Regions from separate parts of the Homo sapiens genome. Here all the other regions are linked to region 1. Evidence: chromatin contacts called from ENCODE Hi-C or POLR2A ChIA-PET data. All regions are on one chromosome and are shown on one strand. Each heading gives the region's core, a stretch centred on a gene start or an enhancer-like site at or near the end of the contact. The rest is flanking DNA. Distances are from core to core; before and after follow the strand shown.

Evidence for each region. Hi-C counts contacts between places; a loop is a spot of excess contacts on that map. ChIA-PET counts read pairs that join two places held with the same protein, here RNA polymerase II (POLR2A). Pooled maps may share reads with other maps.
Region 2: a loop to region 1 is called in a pooled map, with 11 times the contacts of the local background. The contact joins the promoter of NAPA-AS1 here to the promoter of LIG1 in region 1. A Hi-C loop is called at or near these places in 1 of 37 single-sample maps with no recorded cell type and 4 of 50 pooled maps.
Region 3: a loop to region 1 is called in a map with no recorded cell type, with 18 times the contacts of the local background. The contact joins the promoter of NAPA here to the promoter of LIG1 in region 1. A Hi-C loop is called at or near these places in 4 of 37 single-sample maps with no recorded cell type and 10 of 50 pooled maps. POLR2A ChIA-PET finds 5 or more read pairs at or near these places in 1 of 52 experiments (PC-9).
Region 4: a map of CD8-positive, alpha-beta T cell shows a loop between it and region 1 (19-fold over the local background). The contact joins the promoter of INAFM1 here to the promoter of LIG1 in region 1. A Hi-C loop is called at or near these places in 2 of 168 maps with a recorded cell type or tissue (CD8-positive, alpha-beta T cell and naive thymus-derived CD4-positive, alpha-beta T cell), 4 of 37 single-sample maps with no recorded cell type and 10 of 50 pooled maps.
Region 5: a loop to region 1 is called in a pooled map, with 18 times the contacts of the local background. The contact joins the promoter of BICRA-AS2 here to the promoter of LIG1 in region 1. A Hi-C loop is called at or near these places in 1 of 168 maps with a recorded cell type or tissue (CD8-positive, alpha-beta T cell), 4 of 37 single-sample maps with no recorded cell type and 9 of 50 pooled maps.
Region 6: a pooled map shows a loop between it and region 1 (7-fold over the local background). The contact joins the promoter of BCAT2 here to the promoter of LIG1 in region 1. A Hi-C loop is called at or near these places in 1 of 50 pooled maps. POLR2A ChIA-PET finds 5 or more read pairs at or near these places in 2 of 52 experiments (RWPE1 and WTC11).
Region 7: a pooled map shows a loop between it and region 1 (21-fold over the local background). The contact joins the promoter of CCDC9 here to the promoter of LIG1 in region 1. A Hi-C loop is called at or near these places in 2 of 37 single-sample maps with no recorded cell type and 10 of 50 pooled maps. POLR2A ChIA-PET finds 5 or more read pairs at or near these places in 1 of 52 experiments (activated T-cell).

The regions. Positions count from the first base shown.
Region 1 is chr19:48,168,421-48,172,060 of GRCh38, forward strand. It overlaps LIG1 (DNA ligase 1), which reads right to left and starts at 1,924. Exons shown (of 28, transcript NM_000234.3): 1 at 1,821-1,924. It overlaps ZSWIM9 (zinc finger SWIM-type containing 9), which reads left to right and starts at 2,260. Exons shown (of 4, transcript NM_199341.4): 1 at 2,260-2,294; 2 at 3,374-3,640. The coding sequence starts at 3,383. RefSeq lists silencers at 1,363-1,432, 1,463-1,512, 2,313-2,452 and an enhancer at 1,406-2,065.
Region 2 is chr19:47,482,055-47,485,566 of GRCh38, forward strand. It overlaps NAPA-AS1 (NAPA antisense RNA 1), which reads left to right and starts at 2,228. Exons shown (of 4, transcript NR_038452.1): 1 at 2,228-2,470. KPTN (kaptin, actin binding protein) reads right to left here and starts at 2,165. Exons shown (of 12, transcript NM_007059.4): 1 at 1,881-2,165; 2 at 1,448-1,530; 3 at 1,241-1,325; 4 at 1,107-1,161. The coding sequence starts at 2,106. It also overlaps a transcript of NAPA not described here. RefSeq lists enhancers at 2,090-2,379, 2,410-2,539.
Region 3 is chr19:47,513,687-47,516,931 of GRCh38, forward strand. NAPA (NSF attachment protein alpha) reads right to left here and starts at 1,377. Exons shown (of 11, transcript NM_003827.4): 1 at 1,157-1,377. The coding sequence starts at 1,254. RefSeq lists a silencer at 1,326-1,665 and an enhancer at 1,756-2,025.
Region 4 is chr19:47,273,431-47,276,694 of GRCh38, forward strand. It overlaps INAFM1 (InaF motif containing 1), which reads left to right and starts at 1,455. Exons shown (of 1, transcript NM_178511.6): 1 at 1,455-2,293. The coding sequence starts at 1,490. The coding sequence ends at 1,918. It also overlaps a transcript of CCDC9 not described here. RefSeq lists silencers at 1-146, 757-1,016, 1,377-1,826.
Region 5 is chr19:47,606,595-47,610,053 of GRCh38, forward strand. BICRA-AS2 (BICRA antisense RNA 2) reads right to left here and starts at 2,035. Exons shown (of 1, transcript NR_186352.1): 1 at 1,279-2,035. It overlaps BICRA (BRD4 interacting chromatin remodeling complex associated protein), which reads left to right and starts at 2,540. Exons shown (of 15, transcript NM_001394372.1): 1 at 2,540-2,574. RefSeq lists silencers at 1,545-1,624, 1,695-1,744, 1,795-1,874, 1,935-2,314, 2,425-2,474 and 3 more.
Region 6 is chr19:48,808,874-48,812,654 of GRCh38, forward strand. It overlaps BCAT2 (branched chain amino acid transaminase 2), which reads right to left and starts at 2,156. Exons shown (of 11, transcript NM_001190.4): 1 at 2,111-2,156. The coding sequence starts at 2,134. It overlaps LOC105372432 (a long non-coding RNA gene), which reads left to right. Exons shown (of 3, transcript XR_936017.4): 3 at 1,471-1,964. RefSeq lists enhancers at 1,736-1,805, 2,079-2,373, silencers at 2,126-2,345, 3,422-3,731 and a cis regulatory region at 3,235-3,775.
Region 7 is chr19:47,254,968-47,258,248 of GRCh38, forward strand. It overlaps CCDC9 (coiled-coil domain containing 9), which reads left to right and starts at 1,558. Exons shown (of 12, transcript NM_015603.3): 1 at 1,558-1,642. RefSeq lists an enhancer at 907-1,816 and silencers at 1,707-1,816, 2,027-2,266, 2,307-2,356.

The sequences.
Region 1 (3,640 bases), core at 674-3,173:
ACGGTACTCAAGGCTGGCTTCTCAACTCTGTGTACTGCTGAGTTGGGGGGAACAAACTGGTTGATGCCTCTGGAGGACCACCTGGCGTCTCTATCGGAACGGCAACCCCACTTCTGTGTATTTGGCCCACAGAGACCCTCACAGGTGGACCAAGTGAGGCACAAAGTTACCTGCTGCAGCACTAACTGTAATGAGAGAAGACTGGAAACTGGTGGAATGTCTACCCTTAGGGAACTGGTTCCCTCATTACTGGAATACCATATGGTAGAATATTGTTCAGGGTTAAAATTAAATGAATGATGGATAAAAGGTATAGGAGTTTTTTGGGGGGATGATAAAAATATCCTAAAATCGATTATGGTAATAACTGCACAACTCAGCGCATACACTGAAAACCACTGACTTGTACACTTTAAATGGGCACTTTAAATACACTGAAATACACTTTAAATACACTGAAAACCGCTGACTTGTACATTTTAAATGGGCAAAATTGTACACTTTAAATGGGCAAACTGTATAATTGTGAATTATATCTCAATAAAGCGGTTACCAAAATGAAGAGATAATGACAGGAAAAATATCAAGTAAGGATGAAACAGTACTCAGTAATAAAAAGAAACGAAGCACTGATACAAGCAACAACTTGGGTGGACCTCCAGGGCATTGTGCAGAGTAGAAAAAAGGTAACATCCTAATAATATATGATTCCATTTACATAACAATCTCCGAATGACAAAACTAGAGATGGTGAACACATTAGCGGTTGCCAGGGGCCTGGGGAGGAGTTCTTATGTGGAGAGGGAACTGTTCTATATCACAATTACGATGGGGGTTACACAAATCTATACAAGGAATCAAGCTGCACGGGCACACAGATGCACAATCACACTCACACCACACAAACTGGTGAAAACTGAACAAGGTCTGTAATCTAGTTAACAGAACTGTATTGATGTCAATTTCCTGGTTTCGATATTGGGACTACATAAGATGTCACCATTAGGGGAAGATGGATATACTCTTTTCACAACTTCCTTGAATCTATAATTATTTCAAAATAAAAAGTAAAAACAAGAGGTAAGCTCCATCCCTTTATCAAGCATACATTAGGCCAGACGTCTCCCCATTCAGATGATTCTCCATCTTTTACGAGCCCTTTACCTAGACCTGGACCTTACCACTGACCTCTCCCTGACACCACCCATCTCCCTCCAGTAGGGCCCACTCCTTCCAGGTGATGCTGCTGCCCGCGATTTACCTTCTTCTAGCCCCGCCCCCTCAGCACTTCCAGGTGGCCCCCGCCCCCTCAGCACTTCCGGTTCCCAGCCAGCCCCACCCTTGGCACCTCCCCCTTCCAGGTGGCCCCGCCCACACGCAATCTTTTCCCCGGCCCCGCCCCTTAGCTCCCTTCAGCCCCTCCCCCTCCCAGATAGCCCCGCCCCCTCGGGGGGCCTTCCGATTTCCAGCTGGCCCCGCCCACACAGTTTTCCCCCCCCCGGCCCCGCCCCTCAGTTCCATTTGGCCTCTCCCCTTTCCAGGTGAACTCGCACCTCAAGGCCTCTTCTCAGAGGACCTGTCCAACTGTCTCTGTCTCTCGTCTACCCTCTACCTGGCCCCCCTCCCTCTGGGAGACACCTCTCTGCACTCTCCGGCGGCCCGCAGCCCGCGCTCTTCCGTCTCCACCGCGCTCTCGGCAGCCTCAGCGTCCCCACGCCCACTCCTCTGCAGACACCCCGACATGGCGAAGCATAGGCCCCAAGCATTCGGCGCACCCGCCGCCCTCCGCCTCCCATCTGCTTGCGGACGGCCCCACTTGCCTTGCGTTGGTCCCGCGCGCCGCTGCCCGGGCAACACACTCAGATCCGCCAGGCGCGCCTCTGCAGTCCCAAGTTCGCGCCACGGCATTCGCGCGCAGACGTCTGCGGGCGGGGGCGGGGCAGAGCCTAGGGGCGGGACCTGGGCACCGTCCGCACCGCCGCCGTCGCGCGGAGGACACTGGGAGTCGTAGTCTCCCGAATGGGAGGAGGGCGGGAAAAGGGGTGAAGTGGGGCGAGCCCTCCCGCAGAGCACACTGGGAAAATGCCCGCGCTTTCCCTCGCCCTGGATGAGCGGGTGTGGCTGAGGGTCTGAGGAGTGACTGGCAGGGAAAGAGGAGGAATCGGTGGAAGCGCCCCCGCGAGGCACGGCGGGAAGAGAGGCGGGAGACCGCGCGGGGCATCCCGGGAGCAAGGGCCGGGCCAGGCCTGGGCGCGGGGCATTGTGGGAGGTGGACGCCGCTCCGGGGCGGGTAGGTGAGTGGGGAGGGGCGGGAAGGGTGCACATCTTGGGGAGGGGAGAGGCACAGCTAGGTGGGACGGCGGGGCTGGAAGGTGCCGCAGCGGGCGGGGAGGGGGGGAGTAGGAGGGTCGGGAGCGGGCTGGATGGGGCTGCTCGAGGGGAGACGCGCAGCTGGACGTGGGGGGAGCATCTGGGGTGAAGGAGCCCATCCGAGGACGAGGGGCCATGTCTAGAACGAAGATGCATATTGCGGGGGATGGTGGATGTAACTGGGAGGAGGGGCCCACAGCTGGACTGGGGGCCGCATCTGAGGAGGAGGGGACCACAGGTGAATACTGGTGACACTTCCGAGGAGAACTAGCCACAAGTGGGGCACACACCTGTAGGCGAAGCGTGGATAACTGCATGTGGGGAGTACATCTGGAGATGAGAGTGTCTCAGGGAAGCCCCAGCTACAGCTGCATGTGGCGAGCCATAGGGTCATAATCGGGGGAAGGGGCAACAGCTGCACGCCAGAGGCACATCTGGGGAGTGCGGAGCCACAGGTGCATGAAGCATGTGACCGGGTGAGGGGTCCGTGGCCTGGATGTGGGAGCACATCTGGAGATGGAGCGTCTTTGGAGGGGTTACAGCCAACTGTTGGCACATGGAAGGAGGAGTTCCAGATGAATACGAGAGTTAGAAGTTACTCTTGGGTGAGAGACACAGCTGGAAGGGGAGGAGGTTTTAGCTGGAATTTGAGAACACATTTGAGGAGATGTCCTTAAGGGACATCTGAGCTTAAGGGTCGTATTTTGGGAGGAGAGATTCCAACTGTACCTAAGGGTCACATCTGCGGAGGAGGAGACGAGTTGGAATTAGGAATCAAGATGACAGGCTCCAAGTGAACCAGGGATAAGGCGGTGGGAGGAGGCCAAAGATAGGATGGAGGTTGATATTTATATATTTGGAGAAAAACAGGCACGTCCGACCCCGGGCTACCCACCTCGATAGAGGCACCAGCAACCGACGGGGCAGGCCAAGAATGGAGTAGATGAGATACCCCGGGTGGGAATGGGTCTGATATCCACCTGTTCTCCCCTCCTCCACGCAGGCCCCCAGGATGGAGCGGCCGGAGCCCCCACCCGGCACGGCTGCGGGGCAGGAGGAGCAGGAGCTGCGGGAGCGGGCCTTCTTCTCGTGGGCCGAGTTCAGCCGCTTCTTCGACGCGTGGTGCCAGCAGCGGCTGGCGCTCTTCTTCGTCAAGAGCTCCATGCACCTGGCGCGCTGCCGCTGGGCCAGTGCGCCCCCGCTCTACACGCTCATCGACGTGCTCAAGTACAGCTACGTGCGGCTTGTGTGCAAGGACGTGCGTGCGCCC
Region 2 (3,512 bases), core at 978-3,477, 690 kb before region 1:
CTAGAACATTAGAATCTGGGAATTCTAGATGTGCAGAATTCCCAGAATTCACAGGTGCTCCATCAACTCTCTCAGATTATCTAGTTCAGGAATGGCAGTGTGGTGGCCCCTTGGCCATCCGGTCCATGGCCACCTTAAAAGCATGATGCTCCGGCCAGGCGTGGTGGCTCACGCCTGTAATCCCAGCACTTTGGGAGGCCAAGGCGGGCGGATCACCTGAGGTCAGGAGTTCGAGACTAGCCTGGCCAACATGGCAAAAACCTATCTATACTAAAAATACAAAAATTAGCCGGGCATGGTGGTGTGAGCCTGTAATCCTAGCTACTCAGGAGGCTGAGGCAGTAGAATCACTTGAACCAGGGAGGTAGAGGTTGCAGAGATCGAGCCACTGCACTCCAGCCTGGCAACAGAGCGAGCATCTATCTCAAAAAAAAAAAAAAAGAAAGAAAAAAAAAGTGCAATGCTTTAAAAAACAAATGTAGAATCTGATTGTCTATGGACAAGTTCGTGGTCTCCAGTTAGCTACAGCTTTCCAACCTCAGCTGCATATGTGTGTGTGCACATGTGCTCCCTGTTATATTACATTTGTGCTTTCCATTCTCACATGACCTCTCTGGTCCCCAAAGGCATTTTAGTTTAATTTCATTTTATTTTATTTATTTATTTTTGAGACAGAGTTTCGCTCTTGTCACCCAGGTTGGAGTGCTGTGGTGCAATCTTGGCTCACTGCAACCTCCGCCTCCCGGGTTCAAGTGATTCTCCTGCCTCAGCCTCCTGAGTAGGCTGGGATTACAGGCACACACCACCATGCCCAGCTAATTTTTGTATTTTTAGTAGAGACGGGGTTTCGCCATGTTGGCCAGGCTGGTCTCAAACTCCTGACCTCAGGTGATCCGTCTGCCTCAGCCTCTCAAAGTGCTGGGATTACAGGTGTGAGCCACCGTGCCCGGCTGGCATTTTAGTTTTCAATCCCTAATCTAGTACAACCTCTTTATTTTCCAGAAGGGGAAACAGACTACAGGGGTCTGTAAGTAAAGAAGGGGTTCGAGAAGCCAGGGTTTCTACATTTACAGTGGAGTGGGCGTCGATGCGCAGGGGACACTCACTCCGCATGGCACAGCTGGAACGGAGTGAACTGGAGCTCCAGGTTCAGGCAGCTCTCTGTAGGCAGGGCACAGGCAGGTTAGCATGGGGGACCTGCTGGGGACTCTCTCCCTCCTCCCGTCCACGCCTCACTCACGGGCAATAGAGTCAAGGTTGTACTCAGAGCCGGGCTCGTAGTCGCAGTAAATGTTCAGGAAGGGGCTGCCCTTGTCCCCTGAATCCTGGCGGAGGACACGGGGTTCAGGGGAGGGCAGGGGTGGCAGGAGGGATCCGGGGCGGCTCAGTGGAACTCACCATGTGTGTAAGGAGGAGGGCGAAGGGAGGTGGAGGGGGCTCTAGGTACCTTGATGAACGTGATCCCCACAACCAGACCCCGCTTGGGGGGTGACTTGTTGAAAGTGTCGATGGAGACAATCTCCGCATCCACTGGGAGGGGAGAGTTCTAAGTTCAGTGTCAGGCAGACTCATGCTTCCAATCTCCCCAACATGGTGAGCTCTGGCTACCGCAATGATCATGCCCTCTGGTCTGAGTCCTGACCACCATCACCTGATCTCTGTTCCCTGGGTACTAGGGATCCTGACCTGTAAGTCTGAAGAATCCTGAAACCCTAGGCTCATCCGGGCCCCAACTATGCCTGCCCGCTGATCCCAGTGACCCCCTTAAAACCACCTGATCCCATTCTTCCAGCACGGTGACCCGGCTCAGACAGAGCCTCAGAAGCCTTCTCAACACCACGTTCCAGGCCCCCGCCCCCCAGCACCATAGCGCCACCCACCGGGAATGTAGTTGAACTGCAGCTCCTTGGCCACTGGCCGGATTTTCTGTCGGAGGTCTTGGTAGCGGAAGCCGAGCACCTTGCCTTTAAGGGTGGCGGCCAGCAGCTCCCCGCGCCCGCCGGCGCCGCCTGCCAGCCCGTACACATTGCTCTGCGACGAGAAGCGCGTGAAGCTGTCCTCGCGCAACGGACAAGGCCCCGCGGCCACGGCCGCCTCCCCCATCATGCCCCTCAGTTAAGCACCCTCTCCGCAGCCCCCGCCCCAACCCGCACTACCCAACCTACGACTCTCTAAGCGACCTGAACCGCCGGGTGCCCGGCCGTTGCGCGGGCTGATGACGTACGGAAGCTGCCGGCGTTGCCCTCTCCCAAGATGGCGGCCAGGTCGCCTGCTCGGGCCTCCCAGGCGACTTTGCCCCACTGCGCCCGCGCTCTCTTCTCCTTTCCATTTCTGGACCAAGGGGCTGCCATAAGGAGTCTGTGACTAGAGATGGGAGGTGGTGGCCACGGCCTCTCGCTGTATGCTGTGTGGAAGGTCGAATCATCATCATCATAAAACTTAATATTGCCCTTATGTGCCAGGAACTACTGTAAGTGCATTCCATCTAATACTTTATTAAAAATTCGCAAGGGGGTGGAGGTAGGTACTTAAATCCATTTTAGAGATGAAGGAATTGAGGCACAGAGGGGTAAAGTAACTTGCCTAAGATCACACAGCTAGTAACGAGCGGTCAGTACTGGAAACCAAACAAGGTAACTCCACAGTTCACTATTTTTTTTTTTTTTTTTTTTGAGACGGAGTCTTGCTCTGTCACCCTGGAGTGCAGTGGTGCGATCTCGGCTCACTGCAACCTCTGCCTCCTGGGTTCAAGCGATTCTCCTGCCTCAGCCTCCCAGCAGCTGGGATTACAGGCGCCACCACACCTGGCTAGTTTTTCTATTTTTAGTAGAGATGGGGTTTCGCCATGTTGCCCAGGCTGGTCTGGACCTCCTGACCTCAGGTGATCCGCCCACCTCGGCCTCCCAAAGTGCTAGGATTATAGGCGTGAGCCCCCTTGCCCGGCCTATAGTTCATAATCTTAACAGTATCACCTTTAAAATAATTAATACATTCTTCTTGCCCCCAAGGAAAAATGATCCAGCTATAATAACCACCTCCTTTATCGAACACCTACTTGGTGACAGTCATGCTGGCTCTGATAATCTGATTCCTTACAACTGTTCTGCAAGGGCCTACTGTTACCCTCCCTGCCGGTTCACTTATTCAGGATTCATTGAGCTTTTACTATGTGCCCGGACGTCCTTTGCAAATCTGTCTCACTAATCTTTGCAAGAAAGAAACCTCTACAAAGAGGTTTATTATCCCAGTTTAGAGAGAATCAAATGGAGGCTCAGAAAGAGTAAGTCCACTGACTGATATGCTAGCAAGTGGTGGGGACAGGATGTAAACCAGGTGTTTCCGACTCTGGGGCCTTCAGGGGTTCCTGTCTGTGCTGCTTTGTCCCTAGAAGGCCATGGAGGTTTGGGTACTATGTGCACATCTGTGTATCATTTCCAGAAGACATGGGTTGGCCAGCTGTCCTGGACACCTCGAGCACACACAGACTGCAAGCTCCATGAAGGCAGCAGGCT
Region 3 (3,245 bases), core at 127-2,626, 660 kb before region 1:
ACACAGCAGGAATTTGATCCCCCGTTTTGGTTCTCTCAGTCCCCCTGTCTCTCCCTGTTATCCCTCCATCTCCTTGGCCAAGCCACCACCACGCATTCCCCCACCCAGGAGTCTCCAGCCTCAACCCAGGCCTCCTCAGGCTTTTTTCTTTCTTTCTTTCTTTTTTTTTTTTTTTTTTTTTGAGACAGAGTCTCGCTCTGTCCCCCAGGCTGTAGTGCAGTGGCTCGATCTCGGCTCACTGCAACCTCTACCTCCGGGTTCAAGTGATTCTCCTGCCCCAGCCTCCCGAGTAGCTGGGATTACAGGTACCCGCCACCAGGCCCAGATAACTTTTGTATTTTTAGTAGAGACGGGGTTTCACCATGTTGTCCAGGCTGGTCTCGAACTCCCCGCCTCAGATAATCTGCCCACCTCGGCCTCCCAAAGTGCTGAGACCTCCACAGTCTTGACTCCATCATCCCGGGTTCCTCCGTTCAGCTGTCCTTAAACTAGTCACTGCTAACCAGGGCCGTACTCACCCCATGCACCCCCCACACTTCAGACGCGGCTCACCGCTCCTAGGATCATCTAGCCCTGAGCCCCTCTGCCTGGTGTCAGCCCCCTTCAGCCTTCACCCTCACCGCCCAGGGCCCACGCAAATCCACTGCTCCAGGGGTTGAAAAGGTCAGTCCCTCGGGCAGGCGTCCTCAGCCCCAGGCCCCATCACTGCCGCCTGAGAGCCTTCAAACAGACTCCCCTAGAGCTCCGAAAAGCCTCTGGACCTGGCTTCTCTCCCGGACTCCCTCCGTCCCCCCAGGCCGGTCCCCTCCAAGGCTTCAGGACGTACTCCCTCGGTCCAGGTTCTCCCCCGCCCGCTGGCCTGTCTTCGGCCTGGGTCCCCTTCCTCGCCTCAAGATAGTGTCGCCTCGGTCCGTGTGTCCTCAGCCCAAATCCCTTCCGCCATGTCAGACCGTCTCTCCTCAAACCGTGTTGCCCCGGCCCAGGCTCTTGGCCCTCAGCCTGCGTCCCCTCTGCCGCCTCAGGCCATGTCACCTTATTGCAGGTTCCTCTCCGTCCCCTCGGCCCGAGCTCTGCGTGCCCTAACCCGCCACCTCCGAGCGTGACTCCTTCGTCCTCTCAGCCTAGGTCCCGGCCGACCCCTCAGCCCGGTTCTCACCCAAAGAGGCCAGAGAAGAAGGACTGCGAGTTCTTCACTTTGCGCTCCGCCTCGGCCAACAGCGCCATCGCCTCCGCTTCCTTCCCGGAATTGTCCATGGCGGCCACAAAGGGACTCAGCAAAGCGCCTGACCCTGACCCTGGGAAGACTCAGCCGCGGCCGGGCCGCGGAACACAGATCGGTAAAACTCGCCCGGCTGCGTTGACGTCGCACCGGCGCGCGTCGCTTGCGGCCAGGAACCACGTGACTAGCGCTGGCCAACCAGCGGCCTCGTAACGCCGCGCCCGCTCCGCCGGACACGCCCCCACCAGCCGCCGCACGCCGCCCGTGACTCGTGACCCCCCAATCGGCGTCAAGAGACCTCAACGCATGCGCACATACCGGCGAACGGCGCTCCACTCTCTCCCCAGCGCTCTGTACCTCACCTCCCACGTGACCCTGTGGAAGGCAATGGCAGTACCCCCCGCCGAGGCCCCGCCCCACGGTGTTGCTGCTGGATCCTCCTCCACCAATCAGCAGGAGCCCTCGGCTCGCGCTGGGGCGGGGGGTCCCCCACTCGCCCTCCCCGCGGAACTCTGGCACAGTCAGCTGACCGCAGACACTCACGTGACAGCTCGGGGCCCACGCCCGGGTTTGACAGTTCTGCGCAGAACTTAGTCCCGCCCCCGCGGCTGGTCTCGCCGGTTTCTTCACTTGGAAAGGCGTTTGTGGGAAAAGGAAACCGTTCTGCTTTTTCTTGCTCCCTCTGTCGGCCAGTACTAGAACTGCTTTGGGGAGACCGGTGAAGAGAGACTGCAAACAAAAACTTAAGAGGTTCTCTAACTCTGGTTTCATAAAAAATAGCTGAAGAGGGCCGGGCACGGTGGCTTACGCCTGTAATCCCAGCACTTTGGGAGGCCGAGGCGGGCGGATCACTTGAGGTCATGAGTTTGAGACCAGCCCGGCCAACATGGCGAAACCCCGCTCTACTAAAATACAAATATTAACCGGGTGTGGTGGCACACTCCTGTAATCCCAGCTACTGAGGAGGCTGAGAGAGGAGAATCGCTTGAACCGGGGAGGTGGAGGTTGCAACGGGCCGAGATCGTGCCACTGCACTCCAGCCTGGGCGACAGAGTGAGACTTAGTCTCAGAAAAAAAAAAAAAATAGCTGAAGAGAGCGTGTTAAAAAAAAATTCAGATTCGAAGATGGGCGCGGTGTCTCGTGCCTATAATCCCAGCTACTCGGGAGGCGAGAGGATCGCTTGGGCCCAGGAGTTTGAGTCTAGTTCAAGTCCCGCCTTGGGCAACATAGCAAGACTCTGTCTCTAAAAAAAAAAGTTTAGGCTCAAACACACCTCCTGCTGTCCCAGAAAATTGAGTTGCTGGTTTCTGAGACAGGGTCTCACTCTTTGGGTTGTTGGTTTTGGAGACAGGGTCTCGGTCTGTCGCCCAGGCTGGAGTGCAGCAGCACAATCATAGCTCACCTCAGTATAACTTTGTAGTGCCAGAAAGGAAGGAAGTATTCCACACGTGTGCTCACACACAAAATTAGGGGGTATGCCAAAGGAGCCAACTGAAAGAACTCCCAATGGCCAAAGCTGGAACAATTTGAGCATCAAAATAAAGTAGTATTGGATTATAATCCCAAACATAAAGTATCCATGAGCCTATGGTCATATAGATGAATATAGAACAAATAAATAAAGGGGGGAGAATAGACAAATAGTTTGTGCAGAAGAATTCCAAATAATCTGCGTAGATACTCTGCTCTCAAGAAGGTGAAGGATACCTCCCCATTCTGTAAGTATGGACTGTGCATAGTGACTTCCTTTCAAAGAAGAGGGTACAAGAAAGGGGAGAAAAAGCCTAAATTTACAGTGGAGAAACCTGACATTGACATCTAGGTGATTGAGGTTAACCTCAACATTGATAAGTCATGTGATTAAAATGGCTCTTTACTTCTGGGATCTTTCAATCTAATCATGAAAAAAACACTAGACAAATTCCAGTTGAGCCACATCCTCCAAAATACTTGCCCAGTACTCCTCAACACTGTTGGTGGGTGCAGTGTGTCACATCTGTAGTCCTGGTACTTTGGGAGGCCAAG
Region 4 (3,264 bases), core at 205-2,704, 900 kb before region 1:
GCCCCTCCGCTGCCGGGGGCCGCTCGCTGACCGCGCCCGCCGGACCGCGGCCTCCGCGCTCTGCACTAACCTCCCACCGCCTCGCTCCTCTGTCCTCTGCTTCTGCCACACTCCAGCCAGGAGAGGGTTAAATCTAAGGGGGGAGGAGCCAGGGTCTGCGAGCCGGGCGGGGCCAGGGCAGTAGTCGGGTGCAGGCCCCACCAACGGGGGACGTCACGGCACTGGGACGGCTGGGACGCTTCCGCGTTAGTCTCCCATGGAGGCCCTGGGCGGCTCGAGCCAGTCTTCAGGCCGAATCTCCCGCCTCCAGGATTGCATCCGAGGCCTGGCAGCCGGTGACACTTCCGAAGGGCTTGAATTACTCGGGCGCCAGCCCTGTCGTATTAAACGCAGTGCTTCCGCTCACCCTTGAACTGTGTTTCTGGAGGGGGCAGGCTGGGTCGCTGTGCTTGGCGGGCTTTTCTGTGGCGGAAGAGGCGGAAGGAAGGGGTCTTCCTCCACCCTTCTGATCCGTCTTCCCTCCCCCCTCCCGCAGGCCTCCCCGAATTCCTGAAGACGCTGCTGGGAGGGGACTGAAGCTTCCCCGCCTTGATGGGGAGGGGGCGTGAGGAGGGGTTTATCTGGATTTCCAGGCTGTGTTCTTTCTACCCCAGAGCCTAGTCTGGACCCCTTGGCTCTAGGGAGAGGGAAAAGCTGACCGTTGGGGAGGAGCTGGGAGAAGGGGCGCGATTGCGGTGAGGGGCGGAGCTGGAACCTCGGGGCCTGAGGTGCTGAGGATACCTGAAAGCGGGCTGAGAGTGTGCTGGAGGAGGCGGGTCCCGCGGGGGCGGAGCTAGGCTGCCTGGGCGGGGCCGGAATCCTGACAGGCGGAGTTAGAGCGGGGGGCGGGGTCAGCGCGCGCGGGTGGGGCTCTGGCCATGGGCATGGGGCGGGGCCGTCAGCGGGGGCGTGGTCGGGGTGTCGCGCGGGAACCCGCGCGGGAGGAGAGCGGGGATTCCGGAACTAGAGTGTGGGAGCCAGAGGCCGTAGCGGGCAGGGCTCGAGCACTGGAGTAGAGCAGTCCGACAGGTAGAGAAGTGAGACTGGCTGCGGCACAGGGCGGGTTAGGGCTCCAGGCAGGGCTTGAGCGGGACGAGGGGGCGGGCTCCGAGGCGGGCTAGATGCCTGGGCTGGATGAAGTCCGAGTCTGGGAAGAGAACCGTGTTGTGGCGGGAGGAGGCGGTGATTGGGGTGGTGGGGCTAAGCGCGGGGGCGGGGCTGGAGCGAGGGGGGCGGGGTAGCACCTCCGCCTGTCGGTGGTGGGGCGGAGGCTGGAGGGGGTGGGCCTAGGATGCGGAGGCGGCAGCTCGCGTGGGGGCGTGACCATGCTGGCGGGGGCGGGGCCGGAGGCGGGCGGTTTAGAGAGCGGGGCGGTCTGCGGGGTGGGGGCGGGGCCTGGTGGGGGCGGGGCCTGTGCGGTCTGCGGCGCGGAGCCGAGTGGGCTGCGGGGATGCGGGGGACCAGCTGCGTGGGCGGCGGCGCCGAGAGCCCCGGAGGCGCGGGGCTGAGCGAGGGCCCGCGGGGGCGCTGGCTGCGCTTGGCTCCGGTATGCGCCTACTTCCTCTGCGTCTCGCTAGCTGCCGTGCTGCTCGCCGTGTACTACGGTCTCATCTGGGTACCCACGCGGTCTCCCGCGGCACCCGCCGGCCCACAGCCCAGCGCGCCGTCCCCTCCGTGTGCTGCCCGCCCGGGCGTGCCGCCTGTCCCGGCGCCCGCCGCTGCCTCCCTCTCCTGCCTCCTGGGAGTCCCCGGCGGGCCGCGACCCCAGCTCCAGCTGCCGCTGAGCCGCCGCCGCCGCTACAGCGACCCTGACCGCCGTCCGAGCCGCCAGACACCCAGAGAGACGCCAGAGGCCGCGGAGGGGCGAAGACCCGGGTAACTCTCCCTTCCACCCCAACCCGGATCGCCAGCCCTCGAGAGCTCTGTGCTCCACGCCGAGGATGCACCGTCTCTGGATTGGTCCGGCCTTCTTCCTAATGACATCGCTCAGCGTCTCTGGAGCCGTCATCCCGCGGAATGGGGGCCCAGGGGGTGTCAGCTCGGGGCCTTGCCTCTTGCAGCTACTCTGTGGTCAGGCCGGGTCCTCCACCATCAGGAAGATCCCATCCTGAGCTCTGTCTCCTGCCCCTCCTGCTGTGGGATGCTGAGCACAGAGCCCACAGCCCATCTGCCTCTTCACCTCCCTGAATCCGTGTCCATCTGCAATAAACGACAGCCTCGGCTGCCTCGTGCTGTGTCTGTCCTGTTGTCTGCAGAGATGCCTCCCCTCCCAAGTTTGTGTGGGAAAGACCTTCCTGGGGTGTGGCCTTTGTCTGTTTTGTCCCGGGTGGGCTGTTCCCCTTCCTTAAGGAGCTCTTCTTTTCTTGGAGTAGGGAGAAGCAGCTTAGCAGCAGCAGGGCCTTTGAAGGTCAGACAGTGGGAAGGGCTTCCCAGTTTTTTGTGTGCTTGGAGCAAAGGACAAATGTCTCTGGGGAGAAGCAGAGTGTCTGCCCTCGTGTTACAGCACAGGAGACAAGAGGAGGGGTGGGGTGATATAGGACAATAGCTGGGGTTCTGGGAATTGCTGTTGGTGTAATTATCATGTCAGGGACAGAGGCTGAATCACCCAGGGATCTCAGTTGGCTGCCGAGAGGGAACGATGCTGGCCCACTTCCTGGGGTCAGAGAGATGAGAGTGGATGGCGGCGGCGGTGGTGTTGCTTCTCAGCCTGTCTGGAAATCTCAGAGCCAATGACCAAAGCGCTGTGCTGCCTTGGAAGACTGGTGCAGCCTCTGGCCTGGGGCGCTGCTAGGAAACCAAGGCCGGGAAACTGAGGTCTAGCTTCTGGGCAAGGAGTCCGAGGTGGGGAGGCCATGTTCCATCCTGGAAGACTGAGGCCTGGCTCTGGACAGGGCCTGGGATCTGACATGCAGGAAGCTGGTTCCTGTCCAGCCTCCCCGCTTGAGCTGGAGGCCTTCCCAGGAGAGTGAGGCTGAGCATCTTCTCCCACGCTGTGGCTCCTGGAGATCTGTGGAGGTGGTTAGGAAGGTCAGCTGCTCTGCTCACCTCCCCTTTACCCCACCACCACTCCCCAGAGGGTGGTTGTGAAGGGGAATCTAGGAAGCCAGCACTTCTTTGTAGTCAGCATAGGTGATAGTTAGGGGCACTGACTGGGGCGAGACTACTCGGGTTCAAATTCCAGCTCCTCTCATTACAAACTGTGTGACTTTGGGCAGGTCACTTGAC
Region 5 (3,459 bases), core at 785-3,284, 560 kb before region 1:
TCGGCCTCCCAAAGTGCTGGAATTACAGGTGTGAGCCACCGCACCAGGCTTCATTCTTTTTTATGACTGCATAGTATTCCATGGTGTACATTTATCACATTTTCTTTATCCAATCCACTGTTGGTGGGCACCTGAGTTGATTCCATGTCTTTGCTATTGTAAATAGCATTGCGGTGAACACCACTGTACTAAGTTATAGATCTATCATGCTTTTATGTTTGGGACATTGCATAAGGTATTCACTTGTGGAACTGATAACTTCCTGTTTACTTACTAATGATAACGGCCAGCATTTATATGGCACTTCCTCTCAGGTGCAGCTCTCCCTAGCTCATTCTTCCTCATGACCCTATGAAATGAGGCCTATTATTATCAGCATGTTAAAGATGAGGACACACAGAGGTGAGGTAATTTGTCCACTGTCACACAGCAAGAAAGTGGCAAAGGCAGGATATGAACCAGGGGCTGACTGGTTTCAGTCAGGGCCCTTACCCTCTGTGGTCTCTCAAAATTAATTTCTTCTTCTTCTTTTTTTTTTTGAGACAGGGTCTTGCTGTCTCCCAGACTGGAGTGCAGTGGCATGACTATGGGGAACTACAACCTCGACTTCCTGGACTCAAGCGATCCTCCTGCCTCAGCCTCCCAAGTAGCTGGGAGTACAAGCACACACCACCATGCTGGGCTAATTTTTGTTTGGACAGGGTCTCGCTATGTTGCCCAGGCTGGATAAATTATTATTATTATTACTATTTTTGAGACAGAGTTTCCCTCTTGTCGCCCAGGCTGGAGTGCAATGGTGTGATCTCGGCTCACTGCAACCTCTGCCTTCCGGATTCAAGCGATTCTCCTGCCTCAGCCTCCCAAGCAGCTGGGATTACAGGCGTGCACCACCACACCCAGCTAAGTTTTGTATTATTAGTAGAGAAGGGGTTTCACCATGTTGGCCAGGCTGGTCTCGAACTCCTGACCTCAGGTGATCTACCCTCCTCGGCCTCCCAAAGTGTTGGGATTACAGGTGTGAGCCACTGCGCCTGGCCGATAAATTATAAAAAAAAAAAATACGTTGAAGTAAATATTATGGGTAGTACCGCCAAGATACTAGAACACATGTTAAGGCTTAAAAAAACAGAGGCCGGGCACTTTGGGAGGCCGAGAATAGCTTGAACCCAGGGGACGGAGGTTGCGGTGAGCCTAGATCGTGCCACTGCACTCCAGCCTGGGCGAAAGAGCGAAACTCCGTCTCAAAACAAAACAAAATATAACACAACAACAACAAAATCACAATCTGTCTCGATTACTCATTTATTCAACCCGCATTCACCTACTGTGTGCACGAGCTTTTCTAGGGCACTGGGGAGGCAGAAGGGACTAAAACAAAGTATAAATCTCCCTGGGCTGCAAGCATCGGGAGGGCAGGTCCGGGGGCTCTGTGTCCCCACTGGGCCCCCAGCACTGCGCAGCGCACACAGTGGGCGCTCACCAAGCGCTCGCTAAGGGCAACGCGTGAATCCGTGTCCCGCCAGCAGGGCGTTTACGGCCTGGTGGGGCGGAAACGGACCCGACACCACCGCGGCGTCCTGGGGCTTCTGGGAATCCCATCAGCGCGGCCAGAGCGGCCGGGGACAGGCTCCGAGGCAGGCCCGACCCGCCTCCCCGGCGCCGCCGTGGCTCGACGGAGACCAGCTAGGGTGAGTGATCGAGCCACGCCTGGGGTCCCGGCCTGTCACCCCGAAGTCCCCGCCGCCTTCCACCCTGTCAGGCTCCAACTCTGGGCTCCGGCGCGGTCCCACCTCCGGGGGGAACTCCCCTCCATCCCCTCCATTTCCTTCATCCTCGACTCCCGCTATCTTTTCGGACCTGCGGCGCTCCCCCTGGACGCGTCCTCCCGCCGGACGACCGTCCTCCGCCTCAGGGGACGCGCCCAGGACGCACGGCGCCCCCTCCCCAGCCGGACCGGCGGTCTGGGAGCGCGGATCCCTTCAGCTCCCCCGCGCCCCAGCATCCGGATCAGGGCTCGAGGCAGTCGACAAACTACACCCGAGCTCGAGCAGGCGCGCCCCTGAACCCCCGGGACTGGGGCTGGGGGCGGGGGCGGCGCCGGCGCGGAGGGCCCAGTCCCCGGACGTCCGCAGCCTCCCATTGGCTCCGGGTCCCGCCGCTCGGCCTGGCGGGGCCGGGGCTGGTCCGCCCGGACGCGGGGCGGGGATTCCTGAAGCCCCTCCTCCGGCGAGGGCGGAGGGAAGAGGAGGAGGAGGAGGAGGAGGAAGGGGGTGGGGGGCGGAACACAAAACCTGAGAGGTTTTTTTTTTTTTTTTTCCGTTTGCATTTAATTAAAAAAAATTTTTTTTTTTTTTGCATACCCGAGGGGCGCTCCCCGGAACGGGCGCGGGCCCGGGGCGCGCGGGCCTGGGCGCGGGGCGGCGGCGGGGGCCCGGCAGCGGCTGCCGAGCGGCCGCCATGCGATCAGGCAGTGCGCTGACCGGCCCGGCCGGCCGGCCCCTTCTGGGTCCTCCCTTTGCAGCCCGTGCGGGGCCGTCTCGGAGACCCCGCGCCGACGGCTGCTCAAACATCAGGGTGAGTTTCTCACAATGTAGCAATTTCTCTTTAAATCTCTTAACTCTCTCTACCTGCGAGTCGGGGCTGTGACAGGGCGCAAAAGCGAGGGGGGAGTGGGGGTTGGCGGCGAGGGTGTGTGTGGGGGGAGCCGGAGCCGGGGCCGAACCCACCCCCGCGACACTCTCACACTCAGCCCCCCAGCCGGGGCGCAGCGCCCGCTGCCTCCTTTTTTTTTTTTTTTTTTTTTTCCTGCTCGGCGCCCACCGCCACCGGCACCCCCAGCCCCGCGTCTCTTCCACCACCGCCGCCGCCCCGATCCTATGGGGACCCCCCCCCAACCGGCTTCCCTGCCCAGACCCGGCGCCCAGTGCCTCCCCGGCCCTCCCGCCGGCTGCCGGGGATACAATGGAGCGGCGGAGAGAGGAGACCTAACGTTCCACGGGGGGAGGGGCGCGGAGACCCCCTCCCCGTCCCGGCCCCCTCCCCTCGCCCCGCTCCCCGCCTTTCGGGGAAGGCGAAGGCCACCGGGCAGCGGGCGGTGATCTCCCGGCCGGAGGCGGAGAGCCTGCATCTCCCCGCCTCGCTCGGCCCCTGCGCCCCCTCCCCAAATCCCTCCCGTGGGTGTCGCGGACAGTGGGGGGCCCTGGAAAGCTGGGGAGGGATGGATGGGGAAGGAGGCCACCGGGGCTCCCCCCTTCGCACCGCCCCTAAACAATGAAAGGAGTTGACTTGACCCCCAGCCCCCGGCAATAGAGGGAGGTGACCCCCTCCCCCACCCCCAGCTGAGGCTCATCCCGGAGGGGGCCGTTACGGGGGTGGGGGGGGTGAGCGCCTCCTGTCACTTCCCGAGGTTCGGGGCGGCCCCCCATCTCCTACCCCTCGGCCTGGGAACGGGAGGCACCA
Region 6 (3,781 bases), core at 906-3,405, 640 kb after region 1:
GATCAGCCTGGGCAATATAGCAAGACCCTGTCTCTACAAACAATTTAAAAATTAGCCAGGTATGGTGGCACACACCTGTAATTCCAGTTACTCAGAAGGCTAAGGTGGGAGGATCACCTTGACCTACTGGTCAAGGCTGTGGTGAGCTACGATCACACTGCTACACTCCAGCATGAGTGATAGAGTGTCTCTCAAAAAAAAAAAAAAAAAAAAAAAAAAAAAAGACCAGCATGGTGGCTCATGCCTGTAATCTGAGGCAGGTGGATCGCTTGAGCCCATCTACTCGGGAGGCTGAGGCACCACAGTCACTTGAACCCATGAGGCGGAGGTTACAGTGAGCCGAGATCGTGCCACGGCACTCCAGCCTGAGCAACAGAGCAAGACTCGGTCAAAAAGAAAAGACGAGACAAAGAAATAAAGTACGTTTGGGGGTTCACAGGGCAGGTCTCTATAATGTGATAGAACCTCCATTATGTCCCATACAGCCCAGGAGTATCACCATCAAAGACCAGGAGTGTCACTGTCAAAGCCCAGCAGTGCCCTCCATACTCCAGGACTGTCCCCATATCACGGCCCCGGAGAGACCCCATCATACCGCAGTCTGCCCTTGTCACAGCCCACACATGACCCCATCACGTCTAGAACTGCCCCCTTTATAGCCCAGGACTCTCCCCCATCACAGACCAGGGCTGTTCTATGATGGCCCAAGATGCTCCACATCACAAGTCCAGATTGTGCCTGTAACTTATCAGAACTGGTCCCCAGCAGAGCCAAGTACTGTCCCAAACAGCTCAGGAATGTCCCCTATCCAAAGCCCAGCACTTTTCCCCATTATAACCAGCATTGTCTCTGCCAAATATCAGGGCTTATTTCCTATTCACCAGGTCTGAAATTAAAAAAAAAAAAAAAATCCCATTGTTGTCTTTTTCAATCCCCAGGACTATCCCTATGTTGCTGTCTAGGCCAGTACCTTCCAGACTGTCCCTACCATGGTCCAGCACTGTCCTCTCCACACCCCGGGACTGTCCCCATCACAGCTGAGGACTCAGCCCAATTATCTCCATTACAGGATATCTCTATCTTCATCAGAGCCTAGGAATGTCCCATCATGAGTTCAGGGCCATTCTATGACACCAGAACTGTGCCATGATGAGACGGTCCACATCAGTCCCAAGTGGACCTGTCAAAGCCCAGTACTGCCCCACCACAGTCCAGGAGTGTCACCACTAAAGCCCAGATTGCCCACATACCCCAGGTATCCCAGGACTATCCCTATCAGTCACTAAGAGCCGAAAAAAGTGAAATTCTGCCCTGACATTCATCAGCTAGGATAAGAGACTCAAATAAAGTCAGGTGTAAAGTTAACAGACAGTTCTCCCAAGGTTACACCGCAGCTGTGAAGGCTTGTAATGACCCCTTTCTTTGGCTGTTTCCTTCCTCACTGAGAAACCTTGTTCTCTGAAATCATAGACTCTGGGAAACGCTGCTGCTGTTTGACATCGCACAGTCAGAAGGGATCGTCTCAGCCAGCCTGCAGCATCTGTCACTTTGACCATGAGACGCTGCCTCGATTTCCAATCCAGGTGCAAAGCTTCAGATAGGAGTTTGGGAAGCACAGCAATCCCCATCTCTTATTTTTTTCAACTTTCATTCCAAGAAAATAGGACCTTGAGTCCAATTCCCAGAGCTGAGACTTGAGGTCCAACTCTGCCTTCACCTGCACCCGGCCCTGGAGGTCTGGGCCCCTTTATTCCAGCTCCCGCACAGGCTGATGCCCCACCGCACCCCAGGGCTCCGCTCCCCAAATCACAACCTCCCCACCCCCACGCCTCCCTCATTACAGGGTCCTCCACCATGTTTCCCTTTTTTTTTTTTTTTTTACCTCCCCGCCAATTACTTGCCCCACCTCATCCGCGTCTACCTGCTCCCCCTCACCCCATTAAAGCCTCGTGCTCCTTTCCAAAGGGCGCCATCCTCCTCCGCGCCCTGCAGCGGAACCCCAGGGCGGGAGGAGCGGCGCCGAGTCGGACCGGCTGCAGGCCAGTGGTCTTCCCGGAAGTGCGCCTCCCCCGGTTATTTCCCAGACCCCGGCGCGGGGCTGCGAACCCACCTGCCCCAGAGCGGCTGCGGCCATGATCCGTGCGGCGCGTAACTGTGCCCGCCCGGGGCGCGGCTCCGAAGAGAGACGTTCCGGCCACGCCCCGCTCACGCCTCCTTCTGGGGGAAGGCGGCCGACCAGCGCCCCAGGCCGTCCCAGCTCCAGGGCGTCGGCAGGGAGCCGGACACTGCTGCGGGGCGCAGGCGCTGGTGGGAGGGCAGGACTTGAAATACGGTCCCTGCCAGGCGAAGTGGCTCAGGTCTGTAATCTTAGCACTTTGGGAGGCCGAAGCGGGCGGATTACCTGAGGTCAGGAGTTAGAGACCAGCCTGGTCCAACATGATGAAACCCCGTCTCTACTAAAAATACAAAAAATTAGCCGGGCGTGGTGGCGGGCGCCTGTAATCTTAGCTACTCGGAAAGCTGAGGCAGGAGAATTGCTTGAATCGGGGAGGCAGAGGTTGCAGTGAGCCGAGATGATGCCACTGCACTCCAGCCTGGGCGACAGAGTGAGACTCCGTCTCAAAAAAAAAAAAAAAAAAAAGTCCTGGCTTGGTGGCTCACACCTGTAATCCCAGCACTTTGGGGGCCAAGGCGGGTGGATCACCTGAGGCCAGGAGTTCAAGACCAGCCTGGCCGACATGGGGAAACCCCGTCTCTACTAAAAATACAAAAATTAAGGCCAGGCACGGTGGCTTACGCCTGTAATCCCAGCACTTTGGGAGGCCGAGGTGGGCGGATCACAAGGTCAGGAGTTCAAGACCCGCCTGACCAACATGGTGAAACCCCGTCTCTACTAAAGATACAAAAATTAGCCGGGTGTGGTGGTGTGCGCCTGTAATCCCAGCTACTAGGGAGGCTGAGGCAGGAGAATCATTTGAACCCTGGAGGCGGACGTTGCGGTGAGCCGAGATCGCGCCACTGCATTTCCAGCCTGGGTGACAGGGTGAGACTCCGTCTCAAAATAAATAAATAAATAAAAATAAATACATAAAAATACAAAAATTAGTCGAGCGTGGTGCCGGGGGCCTGTAATCCCAGCTATTCGGGAGGCTGAGGCAGGAGAATCGCTTGAACCCGGGAGGCGGAGGTTGCAGTGAGCCGACATTGCACCACAGCACTCCAGCCTGGGCGACAGAGTGAGACTCCGTCTCAAATTAAAAAAAAAAAAAAAAAATCGTATCCCTCGGCCATCGTGTCTCGGCAATCCTACCCTGGGACACTCTGTCTCCAAATTCTACCCCCACAGTGCCCCCAAGTCCTGTCCCCGGGTCACTATCCTGCCACCCCTAACAGCCACAGGCCCAAACAGCCAAACCGCGGGACCCTTCCCTCACAGGGCGTCGCCCTGTTTTTCTGCGCTCCGCCCCAGTCCTCCTGCCCCACCCGCCAGCCCCGGGCTGTAGGGTCGGGGCCCACTGACAGCTCCCGCCCCCGCCGCGGCCAATCAGCGGTTGGTGCACACGCCCCCCCGGCCACAGCCAATCCGCAGCAGCCCTGCAGCTCCACCCCTCACCTGGGGGACGCCAGCGCACCCGGGCCCTGCCCCCCCCCTGGGTCCAGCTGGGGAGTCTGCGTCCCCCAGTGCCCTGCGGACCAAAACCCAGGAGTTTCAGCCCCTCCTCCCTCTGATCCAGATGTCTCAACCCCCTACTTTCTCTTCCCTTTGGACTTTTCTTGCCAG
Region 7 (3,281 bases), core at 308-2,807, 910 kb before region 1:
ATTTTTAGTAAAGACGGGGTTTCACCATGTTAGCCAGGCTGGTCTCGAACTCCTGACCTTGTGATCCACCTGCCTCGGCCTCCCAAAGTGCTGGGATTACAGGCATGAGCCACTGCGCCTGGCCAGTTATTTATTTTTTTGAGACGTAGTCTTGCTCTGTCGCCCAGGCTGGAGTGCAATGGCACGATCTCAGCTCACTGCAACCTCTGCCTCCCGGGTTTAAGCGATTCTCCTGCTTCAGCCTGTAGCTGGGATTACAGGTGTTACAGGTGCCCGCCACCATGCCTGGCTAATTTTTGTATTTTTTAGTAGAGACAGGGTTTCACCACGTTGGTCAGGCTGGTCTCAAACTCCTGACCTCGGGTGATCCACCCGCCTCGGACTCCCAAAGTGCTGGGATTACAGGCGTGAGCCACGGCGCCCGGCCTATTTTATTTTGAGACGGAGTCTCTCGTTCTGTCGCCCAGGCTGCAGTGCAGTGGTGCAATCTCGGCTTACTGCAACCTCTGCCTCCCGGGTTCAAGCGATGCTCCTGCCTCAGCCTCCCAAGTAGCTGGGATTACAGGCGCCCGCCACCATGCCTGGCTAATTTTTGTATATGTATATTTTTTGAGACGGAGTCTCCCTGTGTCGCCCAGGCTAGAGTGCAGTGGAGCGATCTCGGCTCACTGCAAGCTCCGCCCCCGGGGTTCACGCCATTCTCCTGGCTCAGTCTCCGGAGTAGCTCGGACTACAGGCGCCCGCCACCACGCCGGGCTGATTTTTTTTGTATTTTTAGTAGAGACGGGGTTTCACCATGTTGGCAAGGATGGTCTCGAATTCCTGGCCTCAAGTGATCCGCCCTCCTCGGCCTCCCAAAGTGCTGGGATTACAAGCGTGAGCCACTGCGCCCAGCATTTTATTTTATTTTCGAGAAGGGGTCTGCTCTGTCGTCTAGGCTGCAGTGCGGTGGCATGATCTCGGCTCACTGCAACCTCTGCCTCCCCGGTTCAAGCGATTCTCCTGCTTCAGCCTCCCGAGTTGCTGGGATTACAGGCGCGCGCCACCACAACCGGCTAATTTTTTTTGTAGAGACGGGATTTCACAATGTTGGCCAGACTGATCTCGAACTTCTGACCTCAGGTGATCCGCCCGCCTCGGCCTCCCAAGGTGCTGGGATTACAAGTGTGAGCCACCGCCCACGGCCGGTAGAACATCTGAAGCTTCTAAAGCGAACTCTAAGGTTTCATTGGCACGAGGGGGCTCGAACCACGCCAGGCTTCCAGGCGTCAGTGCCCAGTGCTTGGCATCTACTGATAGAAACCAGGAATGAGGGGCTGGAGGCGGAAACAGCTTGAAGAAAGAGGTAGAGGCCAGGGAGTGAGGACGGTGTCTCCTTTTCCTGGAAGTTGGTAATTCAGGCAGAAGGAAGTTGGATGAGCTTGCGGAACACCCGGGGGGCCAGTCGGCCCCGCTCCCGCATCCATCGCGGAGGCGCGGCCCCTTTAAGGCTCCCGGAAACGGTCCCACAGGACCGGAAGTGACCCTCTTTATTTCCCTTCCTCACGTGGTGCAGGCAGGAAGTGACGCGCCTGGCCCGGGAGCTGCGGTCGCAGAGGCCGACGGAGCCGGAGTCGCGGACGCCGCGGGGTCTCCGGGACAGGTGACCTGGGGGAGGGGGCCGGGAGCGCGCCCAGAGAAGGCGGGGCCTGAAGCCCCACGTGGCGGGGAGTGCGAACAGGCCCGGGCGGGGTCGGAGTTCTCTGCGGGGGGCGGGGACAGGACGCCCACATGGGAAGCTGGAGGGGCGCTGGCGGGGCGGGCCGTTGGGTGGGTGGGCAGGGTCGGGGCGGGGCGTGGCCAGAGCCTGGGCCGGCGGCTGTGGGCGGGACCTAAAAGTTGTGGCTGGACTGTGGGCGGGGCCATAGTGTTGCTTGTTCAGCTGTGTGGCGGGGCTCGGACGCCGGGCGGAAGCTCTGTGGGCGGGGCCAGAAAGTTTTGCCTTACTGGAAGTGGGTCCAGATTCTTGGCCGGGACGTTGGGGGCGGACCCAGAGGCTGACGCAATGGCGGGGGCGGGGCCACAATGTAGTGGGGGAGCCAGGGGGCGGGGCCAGGGTGCTGGCGGGGAATGCTGGGGGTGGAGCCAGAAAGTTTCGTCTGAGCCACGGGCGCGGCCAGAGCGTTGGCCGGGAGGCGGGGAAGCGGGGAGTTGAGCCAGAACCCTGGGGAAGCCATGGGCGGGGCCAGATGCTGACGCAACGAGGTGTGGGAGGGAGTCAGGGGGCGTGTCCAGGAGGTTGGCCAGGCCAATCGGAGGCGGGGCCAGAGGGTTGACTGGGCAGGCCGGGGGCGGGGCTGGAATAATAATAAGAGATGGTAGGGGCGGGTGTAGGCTGTTGCCTGCGAGCCAGGAGGCGGGGAAAGAGCGTGGCTGGGAAAGTCGGGAGCGGGGCCACATTAATGGCCCATGGGTGGGGGCGGGGCCAGAAGTCTGGCGGGAAAGGCGGGGCCAGAAAGTTTTTTCCCGAGCCGTGGGCGGGGCCAGAGCGGTTTCCAGGATGTCGGGGACGTGGCCCTGGCATTCCCAGCCGGATTGAGGCTGGAGCTTTGCACAGAAAATCTGGGGCGGGCCTGGGTAGTTTTGTCCTTGTTGGGGCGGGTGGAGTATTCAGTGGGGCAAAACGCCAGTTCCAGGAAGCCTCGCCAGTGAGTTCTGGGCCTGTGTACAGAATCCTTTCGGGGGAGGCGGGAGGCTGTCGACCTTCCGTAGGGCGCTGGAGACGGGACTAGGACGTCCCTGAGGAAGGCGCGGGCTTGGAATGTTCTCTGAGAGCTTGGGCAGCCAATAAGAGTGGGGTTCGGACTTTCTTTGAGCGTGGGATTGGGAATGTTTCTGAACCTTACCTGGTGGAGCTAGAATATTCGCCTGGATATGAGAGGCACCAGGATGAGCACAGGGAGGTGGGTCTGGAACTTTCTTTTGCAGGCTGGTTGGAGGGGTTGTAGTTGGAACTCTCTTGAGATAGGGAACCCGGGCTAACACTCATACCACAGGGTGTGGCGGCTGGCCTAGAATCAGCCTTTGGAGGAGAGCAGTGTTGGATACTTAAGCAGTGGGTGGGGGCCAGAACATCCCCAAGGTGGGTTTGACTAGATCGTTTACATGGGAACTGGGTGAGTCCACAAAGATCATGAAAGGGCTGAGTCTGAATTTCTATGGAGAAGATGGAGGTGGCAGTTGAAAGGAGGGAGAGTGAGGGCTACAATTCTCTTGGGGTACAGGGTTTTTTGTGTATGGCT